Linked DNA regions of Homo sapiens: region 1 is linked to region 2. Evidence: chromatin contacts called from ENCODE Hi-C data. All regions are on one chromosome and are shown on one strand. Each heading gives the region's core, a stretch centred on a gene start or an enhancer-like site at or near the end of the contact. The rest is flanking DNA. Distances are from core to core; before and after follow the strand shown. Region 1 holds the start of UGT2B17 (UDP glucuronosyltransferase family 2 member B17). Region 2 overlaps STAP1 (signal transducing adaptor family member 1).

What was found. A loop is a pair of places that touch in the nucleus more often than their neighbours do. Pooled maps may share reads with other maps.
Region 1: a pooled map shows a loop between it and region 2 (4-fold over the local background). The contact joins the promoter of UGT2B17 here to the enhancer-like site in region 2. A Hi-C loop is called at or near these places in 3 of 37 single-sample maps with no recorded cell type and 3 of 50 pooled maps.

Annotation. Positions count from the first base shown.
Region 1 is chr4:68,573,526-68,580,423 of GRCh38, forward strand. It overlaps UGT2B17 (UDP glucuronosyltransferase family 2 member B17), which reads right to left and starts at 2,797. Exons shown (of 7, transcript NM_001077.4): 1 at 2,426-2,797.
Region 2 is chr4:67,570,660-67,578,410 of GRCh38, forward strand. It overlaps STAP1 (signal transducing adaptor family member 1), which reads left to right. Exons shown (of 9, transcript NM_012108.4): 2 at 425-496; 3 at 4,726-4,839; 4 at 6,544-6,600. Among named protein-coding and RNA genes, the nearest start is that of STAP1, 16 kb to the left of the region's middle. RefSeq lists silencers at 4,652-4,946, 6,104-6,163 and an enhancer at 4,950-5,029. Within about 2 kb of position 4,817, at least 5 of the 41 ENCODE cell types and tissues checked have a DNase peak (open chromatin) inside an H3K27ac peak, as active enhancers do.

The DNA.
Region 1 (6,898 bases), core at 1,547-4,046, 1.0 Mb after region 2:
TTGCAGGGCTTCGATTGCATCTAAATAGATGTGAGAGTTGAAAGACTTATAAGGGGCTCCTCTCACTTTACGATGTGTTATTATTATTTTTTCCTTCCTCTGGTTGATGAAATGCCAGGGTGAAAGGGATAGCCCAATGGACTAAGGCACAAATGCCACTCTAGTTATTTGGCAGAGTGCCTAGTAAAGGTCCACCACAATACTACCACACATCTGCTCAGGGATGAACAAGGGCTGATTGATTGATAAGCTCTTGAAAATTCTTAAGCTCACTGCATCCTTTTAGGTCTCCAAGGAATGCTAAGTTTCCTCCCTGCCGTGAGAGACAGGAAGTGAACTTAGTGTTGAGAGACAGAAGCTGGATGGCCCTTGGGGGCTGACTGGCAGGGACTTCAGGATATAGCAGAGAGAGCTTGGCATGACTTATTACTCCAGGCTGTAGAATCCTGGAAAAGAGCTACCATCAGGCCCACACCTGGTGAACTGGAGGACCACCGTAGTGGGAAGGGGACAATTAGGGCCTCTGGCCTGCCATGTGCACAAGCATAACAATTGCTTTTGTTTATTGTGTAGTTGGAATATTTGATCCATTTCAACCAGGCATTTGTAGCTTGATATACTGTCTTAATTGCTAAAGTTTGTTTTAAGTCTTTAACTTTTATGATCCTCTAGTAAAATGAATATTTCCATTAGCACTAATTTTTATTAGTTTTTAGACCAAAGAAAGCTAAACATCATTTTATATTTAATGTTTCTTGTATGATTTTTATACCAGATAAGCTAAATTTTACTTTTATATTAGTGTGTTATTAATATTAAACTTAATTTTAATAAAACCTTGTAGACATATTTATCCAATTTTTCATAGTTGACCATAAGGTAAGATTTTATAGACTCTGTTTAACCTTTTACAATTTTTGTTAAAGAGCAGGTTGATGCTTTAAGGAAAAAACCTGTTGCATTTTTACTTTCATGTCTAGTTCACAGAAAAACTGGATAATACTTTTTTAACTTTAGCTAATAAGTTTACACACAGAATTTTCTTTAAATTAACATTTTAAAACTTGCTTGAACTTTTCAAACAATAATTCTTTTTTGACTTTTTAATGTAGGTAAAAATCCACATTCTTATGCCTCCTTATAATCTTCTCATTAAAGTTATATTTTACTTTTTTATACACCTGCACATAAACTGTTTCTTCAATAGCACTCAGGAGGCCTTATTACTTTTAAATTATGCAACATTTTTTGCATAAAATTTTTTATAACTTTTTTTCACGACTTTCGCCAACAATTTTTCAACATGTCTCAACTTTCTGACTTATTACAAACATTTTTTTCTTCTCTTTAAACAACAAGTTAATTTATTTCAGGACAAGAATTTACCATATAACACTCTTTTTACATAAATTTTACCTCCTCCCCCCCCTTTTTTTTTTGAAGATAACCATTCCTTTTTTTTAAAAAGTGAACTTTCTTTATGTCTTTGGACTAGACTGTCTAAGGCCACAAGATTAGAAGTTACCATAATATGTGTTACACTGTCAACTTTTAGCAAACTTCGCTTTTGTTGAAAACCTTGTAAGTTTGAAATTTCAATTATCCTTTGCTATTAATAAGACCTTGTTTAGTCTAAATTTACTTAGAATTGGTATAGATGGCCTTTTTTTTTTTTTTCTCTGCTGGTCTTTCCTTGCCTCTGCCAGCTGCTTATGCTGCTGTTCTCTTAACTATTGTGAGGGGGGGTGGGGGGAAGGGGTCTAAAACCAGCTGTAACTGTCTATGTACAGAACCTGGTCTGGGTGCCTTGGCTTACAGGTTACCTTGTGCCATACCTTAGAAACTAAAAAGACCTATCTAGGCTTCCTTCTGATGGCTAACCTACCTCTAATGCTGGCCAATCTATTTCACACAAAGTTCTAAGTTTTCCTGGAGTCATAGTGACTCCATAGTCTCTATTAAATCCTTTCTTGAAATTCATTATCATAGTTCCCAGTGCAGTGGGCTTACTTTGTGCCTGATCTATGTTTTTTTGAGACAAAACACCATGCTCACAGCACACACACACCACAAAACAAAGAACGGGTAAAAGGGCACACACAAACATTTCAGTTTACACCAAACCAAAATCAAAACCAAAATCAGAGTATCCAGAAATCCAAGCCAGGTCAAAAACCAAAACCAAAGTATCCAGCAATTCAAGTCAAGTCAAAACCAGATCAAAAGTGCCAATACAGGCACACCGTGGGTGATCAGGCTATGCTACACTTCCATTCAGGTGGAGTGGGGCAAGTTCAAAAGACTAGTCCTACCAAGTCTAGCCAAGTCAAAACCAGAACAAAGGTGCCAACACAGGCACACCGTGGGTGACCAGGCCATGCTTCTACTCAGGTGGAGTGGGACAAGTTCAAAAGACTAGTCTTACCAAGTTCCAGATGTCCAGACTCCAAGTGCCAGTTCCTTCCCGGTGTTCAGCCACTGTGTTAATCCTCCACGGGGGCCTGCTACGTGTTGATCTGGTGAGGTGTTCCACTGGGGCAATTTCCTACCCAGGAGCGCTCTTTGGATCTCATCACTCAGGCTGCCCGGAGTACCCCACAGGGATGCTCCACAGGGCAGGCTTAAGCCACCTAAGGGGCTGCCTCAGCCTTCCGTCAGTCACCTTGCTTCTGGGTCAGGGAGCCAAGAAATGTAGCAGGACGAGCCACAGACAAAACCTCTCAGACATCGAGTTGTAGAAGGAAGGGCTTTATTCAGCTGGGAACATTGGCAAGATACTGCCTTAAAATCTGAGCTCCCCGAGTGCACAATTTCTGTCCTTTTTAAGGGCTCACTACACTAAAGATTTCACATGAAAGGGTCGTGATTGATTTGAGCAAGCAGTGGGTATGTGACAGGGGCTGCATGCACTGGTGGTCAGAGAGAAACAGAACAGGGCAGGGAGTTTCACAATGTTCTTCTATACATGTCTGGAATCTATGAATAACATTGGTTTCTAAGTTATGAGTTGAGTTTTAACTACTAAGTTTAGGCCAGGCAGGCCCAGGCATAGTTTCAGTCCTGGCGTTTGGGCTGCCTGTCTTTGGTTTTACTTCCTTGTTGTTTTTTCTTAAACATGTACTGAGTGAAAAACAATATAAAATAATATGAGAAGGTCTTTCTCTTCCTTCACATGCACATTGGTCACTGATCTCGCCTACTGTTAGGCTTCCCTGGGAGCCCAGTTAACAGGGGAAAATCTGCATGACCTCTCTTGGTTTCTCCTGTCCCAAAATCCAACACTGATCCAAGAAGGCTCCAGTATGTGCCAGGCACTCCCTGATCATCTGGTCTTAGGGGGACGCCTCTAAGCCATTTGATTCCGTTCCAGGAACCAAAAAGGCAGAGGTGATAATAGCTCCTTTTATTGTCTTCCTCCAGCTGTCCAGGACAGTCTTCTTTTTCCCTGTTCTCCAGAGCCTACCCTTTGATATGGAAAACTCCCCATCCTCCATTCCAAAAAACAGCCCTCCAGACTGCCTCATAAAAAATCTGCAAACCTTAGGCCTCAGGCAAGATACCCACCCTAAGCGCCTTGTCTTTTTTATACAATAAAACCTGGCCGCAGTATGAATTAGATAACGGGTCCAAATGGCCAGCAAATGAAACACTTGACTTTACAATTTTAACTGGTTAAAGCAATTATTGCCGATGACTGGAAAAATGGGGAGAAATTCCTTGTTCCAGGCCTTTTTGCACTCAGATCACAACCTGACTTCTGCAATTCTTGCTTACCTGTTCAAATCCTTCATTCTCACCGCCCTCATAACCTTTCTCCTCCTGACCCTACCTCTTTTTCCTTGTTGGATCCAGCAGACTGCTGTCCACCCCTCCCAGCCCCTACCCCCACGTCTCAACCATCTTCTATAACTCCCCAAGCTTTCTCATTGTCTTCGCAGTCACCATCTTCCCAGCCACCATCTTCCCAGCCGGCATCACCTCCAAAAGTACCCACTTCTTTTTCTACACCGTCCTCTCCTCAGGAAAACTCTAGCATTGCCTGTACTCAGTCTCCTTCCTCACTGCCCTCTCCTGAAGCCTGTAAACCCATCAAGCCACCTTACACCCCTATGTATCCTCCACTGCCTGTCAACTCAACCCGCCTTCCCCCTTCAAACCCTCAGCAGGAACCCCTTCTGGCTTCTTTCTTCTCTCCTGTCCATACCAGCTTGGGCACCATCTTTGGCCCACGCTGCACCCATACTTCAGTGCGGGTGCTAGAATGCCCCCTTCAGGAAGTAGCAGGAACTGAAGGTATTGTTAGAGTTCATGTTCCCTTCTCCTTCACTGATCTCTCAAACTAACAAGACTCAGTTCATTTCCAGAAGACCCTACCTCTTATATTAGGGAGTTTCAGTACCTTACCCAGTCTTATGCACTAACCTGGTATGACCTCTACTTATCCTGTCTTCCACCCTCACCTTCTACTTATCCTCTCTTCCACCCTCACCCCAGAAGACAGGGACCATATTTGGACCCTGGTTCAGGAGCATGCTAATACAATTCATCATCAAGCTCCTGCCCAGCCTACTGGCACGGAGGCAGTCCCCAACCAGGAGCCCCACCAGGATTATCAAGACAGGGCCTCTGGACACTGCCATCAAGACCACATGATTGTGTATCTCCTTGCAGGACTCAAAAAGGGTGCCCATAAAGTGGTAAACTATAAAAACCTTTCAGAAATCACCCAAGGTCCTGACAGAAACCCAGCCTTTTTTCTCTCTTGTTTAACTGAAGCCATGAGAAAATATACCAACCTAGACCCAGCCAACCCAGAAGGAATCACTATTTTAAACCTTTGGTTCCTCATCCAATCTACCCCTGATATTTGGTGCAAGATTCAGAAGCTTGACAATGGCCCTGAAACCCCACAATGACACCTTCTTAATTTAGTCTTCAAAGTCTTTAACAGTTATAACGAGGAAAGTAAAAGAAAAAAAAAAAAGACAGAGTTTCAAATGCTTGCCTCCACCATCACGGGCCCTGCAGGCCCACAGGCTGCAGCTCCACACAGATGCCTCCTAGCAATCCACCTCCCCCTGGCACCTGTTTCAAGTGTGGCAATGAAGGCCACTGGTCCAGGCAATGCCCAAACCCAGGTAAGCCCACCAGGCTGTGCCCTCTCTGCGGAGGACCCCACTGGAAGTCAGACTGTGAGGTGCCCCAGCAAGGACCGCCCCCATCCCTGCCCCAGCCGGCCAAAACCTCCTACTAGGATCTCATCAGCCTTGCCGCTGAAGACTGACAGTGCCCTGGAACAGATGCCCCAGCAACTACCATTGCTTCATCTGAGCCAAGGATAACCTTGATGTTGGCAGATAGGCCAGTATTTTTTTTTTAATTAATATTGGGGCAACCTACTCTGCTTTACCTAAATTTTCAGGACCCACCCAGTCCTCCCAAGTCTCTGTTGTGGGAATCAATGGACAAGTCTCCAAACCCCAAGACCCCCCTCCACTTTTCTGCTCCCTGCACACCTTTTCCTTCAGTCACTCTTTCTTAGTCCTGCCTTCATGCCCAGCTCTGCTCCTAGGCAGAGATATTCTTTCAAAACTCCACACTACTCTCCACTTCCACATTCCCCATAGTACCCAACACATCAACCCAGACCCCTCCAAGGCTTCTAACAGGCTTCTAACTTTCTTCTACTCCTCCGACCTCCCACCCTGAAGCATGCAACTTTTCCTTATCCCGCACCTGTAGTTAACCCCACTGTTTGGGATACTTCCACACCCTCGGTCACAGAGCACCACACCCCCATCCACATCACCCTTAAAGAGCCCACCCCGTTCCTATCACAGAAGCAGTATCTCATCCCCCAAGCAGCTCTCATAGGCCTAAAGCCTATCATTTCTCTCCTCCTCACCAGTCACCTACTCTGCCCAACAAACTCTCCTTTTAACACATCAGTTCTACCTGTTAAAAAGCCAGATGGAACTTATCACTTAGTCCAGGACCTCAGGCTCATTAACCAAGCTGTACTCCCAGTGTGTCCAGTAGTTTCTAACCCATATACTTTACTTTCCTCACTTCCCTCGAATACCACCCATTTTTCTGTTCTAAACCTAAATGATGCTTTTTCACAATTCCTTTACACCCTGATTCCCAAAATCTCTTTGCCTTTACCTGGGAGAACCCCGACACCCACCTTTCAGGTCAGCTCACCTCGTGTGTACTACCTCAAGGTTTTAGAGACAGCCCCCACCTTTTTGGACAGGCCCTTGCTAGTAACTTCTGTACTTTATCCCTAAAATCATCCTCTCTTCTTTAATATGTTAATAATCTGCTCCTGTGTAGCCCCTCTCAAAGAGACTGCAACACCCATACATACTATCTCTCTTTTAAACCTCTTGGCAGAACAGGGGTATCAGGTCTCCCCTAAGAAAGCCCAAATATGCACCCCCCAGTCACCTATCTAGGCCTAGCTCTCACTCCTGAACGCAAGGGCTCACAACAGACCACATATTCCCTCCTTCAGTCCCTCCCGCCTCCACAAACTAAGCAAGAAATTCTCTCTTTTCCAGGATTAGCGGGATATTTTAGGCTCTGGGTTTCCTCCTTCGCTTTACTTGCCAAAAAATTATACGAAGCTGTTAAAGTCCCTCTCTATGAGCCTTTAAAACCTGCACAGCCTATTACCCAACCTTTCCATCTACTCCAAAAGTCTCTCATCTCAGCCCCCATCCTCACTCTCCCAGACTTCACCAAACCTTTCTCCCTTTATACTGATGAATGGCGTGGAGTTGCACTAGGTGTTCTAACCCAGTCTAAGGGGCCCACCCGGCCAGGTTGTTGCCTACCTCCCTAAAGAGCTTGAGACCACAGTTCTTGGATGGCCTGCCTGCCCCTGAGCATTGGT
Region 2 (7,751 bases), core at 3,567-6,066:
AAAAGAAAGAAAAGAAAAGAAAAAGAGAGAAGGAAAGAAAGAAAGAAAGAGAAAGGAAGGAAGGAAGGAAGGGAGAAAGGAGGGAGGAAGAAAGGAGGGAGGGAGGAAGGAAATAAAATGTTAAGCCAGGTATGGTGGCATATGCCTGTAGTCCCAGCTACTTGGAGGGGAAGCTGAGGCAGAAGAATTGCTTGAGCCTAGGAGTTGGAGAGTCCAGCCTGGGGGACATATTGAGACCAGAGAACCTATCTCAAAAAATGAAAAGAATTAAATGTAAAATTAAGCTATAAAAATTAGAATTATCCAGGATAAAGAAGACTTCTTATATCACACAAGCAATTAAGAAAGTTACAAAGGATAATATTATTAGAAAAATAGTTGAATATACACTAATGAAATAATGTTTATGGTTTCTTTCCCACAGGAGTATGAGCATTACTGGACAGAGTTGAGAGGAACTACTCTTTTCTTTTATACCGACAAAAAGAGTATAATAGTAAGTAAATATGTTGAGCTGATTCCATTGTTTCCCAATATACCCTTGTCACATAGCATATTATTCATTTTGGATTTTCTGCCATCCAAGAATAAAGATGCTCTGGTAAAATTAATTCAAAAAATAAAGTTTAAATCTGTGGGGGCCGCCAATGATCACAGGAACGATGGTAAATTTTCCTGGGCAATTCCGAAGAAGATATTGACTCATGTTTTTTACTTTTCATTATTTTCTTTCTGATTCTGATAACTAAACTTAGTTAAAAAGTGAAAATTTTTGACAAGACATCTGCACATATATTGCTTAATACCAAGTGATAGCTTCAATTTCTCCCACTTTTTATCTTGCTGTAGCATGCAGTTATAATTGGAAAGGAACAAAATGATCTCCAGAGCATGCAAAGCCATTATTTAATTTTTCTGAAAAGACAAAAACATATTCACAAAGCAGGACTTCTAAAGGCTTAAACATGAGAATAACAATAAAGGGATTCTGAGGTTTATTTATTCATATTAATTTCAAATTTTGATTGTATGTTTCAGTTCTTCCAGGAATAAGATATAGTATTTTAGTGGCAAATGCTTACCTACCTTGGAACACTATAAGAGACTTTATGAGCCAGTAACTTGATTAAATATAAACATTCTGGATCTGGATATAGTAGCCCATCTAATAATTAGAACATCATTATTAGAAGCCAACATCTAATGAAAGAGACAGAAAAATAACCTGTGTAATGTAGAATGTTTTCAAATGCCATAATAAATTTTACAAAATTAATTTCTCTTTTGTGCATTCCAATTTCCCACTGATGTCAGTAAATGTAAAAGAGCTTTTATTCTAACCTTTTCTATTGCACAGTAAGTGAGAGAGCTAACAATTTTTGCTCACTTACTACATGGCAAGAGGCAGTAAAGCTTAATAATCGAGAGCCTGGTCTCTTCAGACAGCCTGCCTGGGTGTTTGTCCTAGCCCTGCCACTGTTAACTGCAGAATCTTGGGCCAGTTACCCCACCTCTCTGTGTCTCAGTGTTATCAGACAGGAAACTGGTAGGAAACAGAAGACATCTCAAATTGGGCAATTTGAAGAGAATTTAATAAAGTTTTAATAAATATGCAAAGCAGTGAACAGGGTGTAGGAAAATTACAAAGATAGTACAGAATCCTGAGGTTAAAACAGTGTTCATTACCATGCCTAGGACTCAGAGGAAAGAGTGGGAAAGTAGTGTGAATTGTATGGAGATGACTGCCTTAAGGAGAGTATGATCTTTGACTGAGGGAGCAACTGCTTATGGTAATAAATACCCACCCTCACTCTTCTGATCTCCTGCCACTGTTCTCCAGTGGTCCAACCCAATAGGAACTCAAAGGGTACGGAGCCCCTTGATGTTGTCCATACAGGTCTCTCTCCTGCCGCAGAGTGTTGGGTGGTGAAGGAATAAAAGTGAATCTAAAAGAGCAAACAAAAGATCTCCAACACAGTCTTCAAATCTCTAAAATCAGAATAAAAATAGTAGTCCATTTTATAAGGTTCTCAAAATAACTAAATGAGATAGTACATGTAAGGACCTAAGAGAGTAGCTGGCACATAGTAAGCATTCAGGCATTTTACATGCATTGCCTAATTTAAGTCTCACAACTCTGCAGAATGGGTGCTATTTTAATTCCGGCTTTATAGATGAGATTAGTGAAGTTTAAAGATTAAGAATTGTACAAGGTTAGATAGGTAATACGAAAGGTACAATCCAGGTCTTGCTCCTAAGCCAGCCTTCTTCATCACCATGCCATGAGGAAATTGTTCTAGTGAAATGTCTCAGAATTGCCCATCTACCAATTTTTGTTAAGAGTATACAGACCTTTTGGGAACTTTTTAAAGTGATAGTCTCAGAAGAAAGCACTGGGATAGACAAGGTGAGAAGTGTAGATTTTTGTCTTACAAAAGGGAAGAATTTAAAGCTGGCTTTAAATATTTGAAAGGCTGTCAGGAAGTCGTGTGAAAGGGTCACTGAATTTGTTTCATGTTATTCCAGAAAGAAGAGATTAGGACAATGGATGAAAATTGGAGGAAAGTTGTGGCTTAATACAAGAAAAAACTTGCTAGTAGGCAGAGGTGCTCAGGAGGCATGAGTTCCATGTTAGAGATGTTTGAACACAGACTGGATGACTAATGAAAGGATACCCTGGCAGAGATGCCATCAGATGTCAGTGAGGTTAGACAGATGACCTTTAAGCCTCTTCACAAGATACAAATAAAAACAAAAAGATATGACTTCCTTTCCTCTAATCAATGGATCAGGCTACTGCACTCTAACTAACTGCCACCTCTTCCTCTGTTGCTTCCTCCTTTGTTGCAGCAAAACTCACTGAGCTTGATCTAGACAATCCCTCAGAAAAAAGATTTCTGTTTAATTTTAGATTCTTTCTTCCTTTGAACCTCCCTTCCATATTTTTTGAATGTATTTATTTTTAAAATTGACATATAAAATTGTTTATCATGATGTTTTAAAATATATATACATTGTGGAATGGTTAAATTGAAAATAACTAGGCCAACTCGAACTTTCTCTCAAACTCATCAATATAGAAATAGCTTTGGAAAAAAATTATATACCTATTTTTATGTCCTACTTTACTCAGAAAAATAAGACTTACAGATATACAGTAAAATAAGTCATATTGGCTACAATTGAAAGAAACATAAAAGGAGATAAAAAGAACTCAAGAATGAGGCTAATTTAGTAAAAATATATATATCATAAAAACCCTACTATACTTACTACAGGTAGTTCTTTCTACTACTAGAAGGCAAGCCCGTTGCATATAGAGAGTGGAAATTGACCAATTTCTCAGAAGAAATATTTTTATTATACTTGGATAGGATAGGAATTTCTTAATAGGATTGCCATAATCAGTGGTGTGCAGTAAATGCTGAATAGCTTTCTGGAAAAAAGTATGAATATATATATACATAAACTTGTTATAAATATTACTGATATGAACAATGTATAGTACACAATTAGAAAAATACACAATAGTCTTTATTGTAATGTCCATACAGACAATTGATTCTCACAGAATGCTTTCCTTGATTTTTGCCTAACTCTTGCATTGGTAACCAACTGTCAATGTAATTCGATCATAATTTGACAAATGGAGATTTAAATGGTATTTAAATCTGCTCTTTCCATAATAAATTTATTATCATTAAATATGATATTTGACATGAATATTTTCTAATATTTTCATTTACATTAATGAGTAAAAAGAAAGTAAAATGATGTATGTCAAAACATCATGTATGTATTAAAATCAATAAATGTGAGCAATTTCTTTGCTGAATTAGATAATAGTTTTTGAATTCTGGAAGAATATTTTGTCAATTTTTGTTCTATTTAGAGTGAAACAGATTCAGACACAACAAACCTATCTCATCTGCATATTAACATTTTTTCCTTTACTTTTTAAAGCCTACACCAAGGGCCAATAATCTGGATGATGGGCCAAATCTGGCCTATGGCCTGATTTTCTTCAGTTTTTGAGCTAAGAATGTCTCTATATGTTTAAAGTGTTTCTAAAGAAAAAAACAAAAACGAAGAATGTACAACAGGCTGTATGTGTGCCTGAAGTATGGTACTGTTTGGCCTTTTGCAGAAAAAAAGTGCTGCCCCTGGACATCAACAAAATAATAAATCAAGCTTGATTTGTAAGGTTTACCAATTTGCATGGTGTAAAATACTCTCACTGTGGCTGATTTCAACCTAACAGTATGACCTCACGGAGCATGTAGTTGGGAAGAAAAGCACAGTAGCACAGTATTATATGGTATTTTCACCATCCAGAAATGAAGATGTAAATAACCTTAAGAACATAGAGAACAGTAAAATATAGAAATAGAATGTAACAAATTTTGTTTTAATTACCTTTGCTTTGAATATAATTTATTTACTGGTATGTTTATATAATTCGATTTTTAAAATAATGGCTGTGTTTAACAACTTGCTTGCAAAATTCCTGAAAATTTAACAATTGGCTTTTGCAAACCTGTGTGAGCCAGGTTCAGCACACCACCACATAATACATTTCCACATGTCCTCTGGGATTAGGAAAACCAGGATATCATACAAAGTACTAATTAGTTGAAAGGAAGATATTACTTATTTTGCTTCCTGCTAGAACTAATGTGTATTACCCATGAAATAATGTAATGTGATCTTCCTTTATCTTTGCAGTATGTTGACAAATTAGACATAGTAGACCTCACATGCCTTACTGAGCAGAATTCAACTGAAAAGAACTGTGCGAAATTCACCCTTGTTTTGCCGAAAGAGGAAGTACAACTGAAGGTGAGCGAGGAGAAACAGTAGTCTGTAAAGGGTTGTGGTTATAAATAACATTCTTCACATCCAGTGGCTGAAGTAAAGAGAAATTGTAAGACAGGCTAAGTCTTACACTTTGTTAATATTTTTGCTTGCGTCTGGCCAAGACCTAGTTTTCTGAATTGGAATTTAAAAAGACGTGTTCACTTGTTTAGCATACAAGCGCCACGAAACCAGATACTCCTGCCCTCTGACAAAGTCAAGGATCCCACCTGGTGTTTGCTAAGGTTGTTCTTGAATCAGCATTCAAAATGAGCCAATAAAAGTCACCCAGTAACCACGGTAATAACATAAAGAGAACAACTTGTATTAAATAAGATATACTCGGAGACTTTTCCTGGGAGATTACTGATTGACCTTGAAAAGCACTGGTCTGAACTTCCGTGTAATAGGAATCGCCTGTACTAAGGAGATCGGACCCCCATCCCCCAACTCAAAACCTATATTTTAAGCAAGCTCCCCGGATGATTTGCAGATATGATAGTGAAGAGCACAAGACTGGTGTCAGATACTTGGGTCTGAATTTGGGCTGTTTTATTAGTTATTCATTCATTGTGATTATAGGCAAGTTACTTACCCTTTTTGTGTCTTTGTTTCTTCACCCGGAAGTAAGTCTCCTCTCAGATGAAACCCCCTCACCAAGGCCTACCTGGAGCACTTTATTACAGTGGCAACGTTTTTCTCCTCTCCTATGCCCCTAGTTGGACTCCTAATCTCTCTTACCCTGCTGTACCTTTAATTTTTCTCATTTCTTTCTTTTCGACACTATAAAATTTACTATTATGTTTATTATTTATCATTCCTTGCTAGACTCTAAACTCCATGAGAACAAGGTTTTTTTTTCGTTCCCTAATATAAACCAGTGTGTAGAATAGTGCTTAGCACTTAAAGGTACTTAGTAAATATCTGTTAAATGAACAAATCTATAAAACAATCAAACAAGCAAAAATAATAAGACCTTTTGCCAAGTTGCCTTGAAGGTTAAATCAAGTAATACCTGTGAAGTGCTTAAAATAGTAGCTACCACTAAAAGTGCTCAAAATATGTTGGCTGCAGTCTTGACCTCCCAGGCTCAAGCAACTTTCTCACCTTAGCCTCTCAAGTAGCTGACACCACCACAACAGGCTAATTTTTTGTATTTTTTGTAGAGACATGGTTTCACCATGTTGCCCAGGCTGTCTCAAACCCCTGAGCTCAAGTGATCCTCCCACCTCAGCCTCCCAAAGTGCTGAGACTACACGCATGAGCTACCAACCCTGACCTGGTATTGTTATTATTAGTAATAACATAGTACTAGTATTTACAGCTAAGAATTGGAAGTTTCTACTATCAAATTTGGTTGTCCTGAATTTAAAGCCAGTCCATTTTAACTGCTAATGGAGAGAGTAACTGTGAATTGACATACTGCAAAAGTAAGTTTTCTAACATTTAATTTTTTTGAGTAAATTTGTACATGTTCATTTGTTTTAAGTAAGCAAACAGATTACAGCTGTATGTCTTCTGACAAAAGAAAATAGTATTGAAATATTTCATAAAAAATACACATTAGTAGTTCTAAGCCAAAAAAAGAAAATGAATTATTTTTTAGGCTCAGTCATAATTATTTATTTTATGCTCAATCACTCATGTATTTCCTTCTTTGGCTTTATCTGTTTTTGTCTTCAACTTTAGACAGAGAACACAGAAAGTGGGGAAGAATGGAGAGGCTTCATTCTTACAGTAACAGAGGTAGGAAGCTCACTGCTTTTGATTGATTCTTTTTTTTTTTCAACAAATATCTGCTGAACACCCTATGATCCATGCAGAGTGAAAGTGGCTGAAGATATAGCAATTGAAAAAGATAGACCTAAACTCTTGCACTTACTTATGAACATTATATTTTCATCAGGTGGTGGAGAGGGAGAAAGTAAACAAGTAAACAGATGATCATTTCACATTGTGACAATTGTTATGAAGAAAATAAACAAGGCAATTCGCTAGGGAGTAACGGGTGGTAAAGGAGATCTACTTTTTGGTCTTATCTGTTTGACTCAGTGGTCCTTTGTATATTCTGATATTTGTAGCTAATACAGCATGTTTGAAAATACATTCCAATTTCTTTTCTTTTCTTTCTTTCTTTCTTTTTTTTTTTTTTTTGAGATGAGGTCTCACTATGTCACCCAGGCTGGAGTGCAGTGGCATAATTTGGCTCACTGCAACCTCCACCTCCAGAGTTCAAGTGATTCTCCTGCTTCAGCCTCTCAAGTAGCTGGGATTACAGGCATGCACCATCATGCCCAGCTAATTTCTGTATTTTTAGTAGAGATGAGGTTTCATCATGTTGGCCAGGCTGGTTTGGAACTCCTGGCCTCAAGTGATCTGCCGGCCTCGGCCTCCGAAAGTGCTGGGATTACAGGTGTGAGCCACTGTGCCCGGCCTCTGATTTCTTTTTTATTTATTTAATACATATTTATAGAATACTAGCCAAGATGAATTTTATAAATAACATAGACAATGTAACAGGGAGAGACCATAAAAATGAAAACTCACCTTTAAACATTTCTTCAGTGAGTCTTAAAACAACAGGATGCTTATCTGTTCAACTCTGTGGTGTTTTATCAGAGGCAAATAGTAAGATCTACTGCTTAGAGTTAACTCTTGCAGTAAGATAATGTCCATTATTTTAGATAAAGCCACTGTAGCAATTGCCTTGGAAACATGACGTTCTTTGATAACCAGCCTCCCAAGGAGCACCATGTTCTCTAGTAATTTAAAAGGATATAAAAACTGTGTTTATTAGAGTCAGTTAAACACAGATTCTATCCAAAGCTAGTTTCTAAGTAAGCCATTGCAGTCATCTGAAATAAGCACTGCACTTTACCAAGTTGATGGATGCAGGT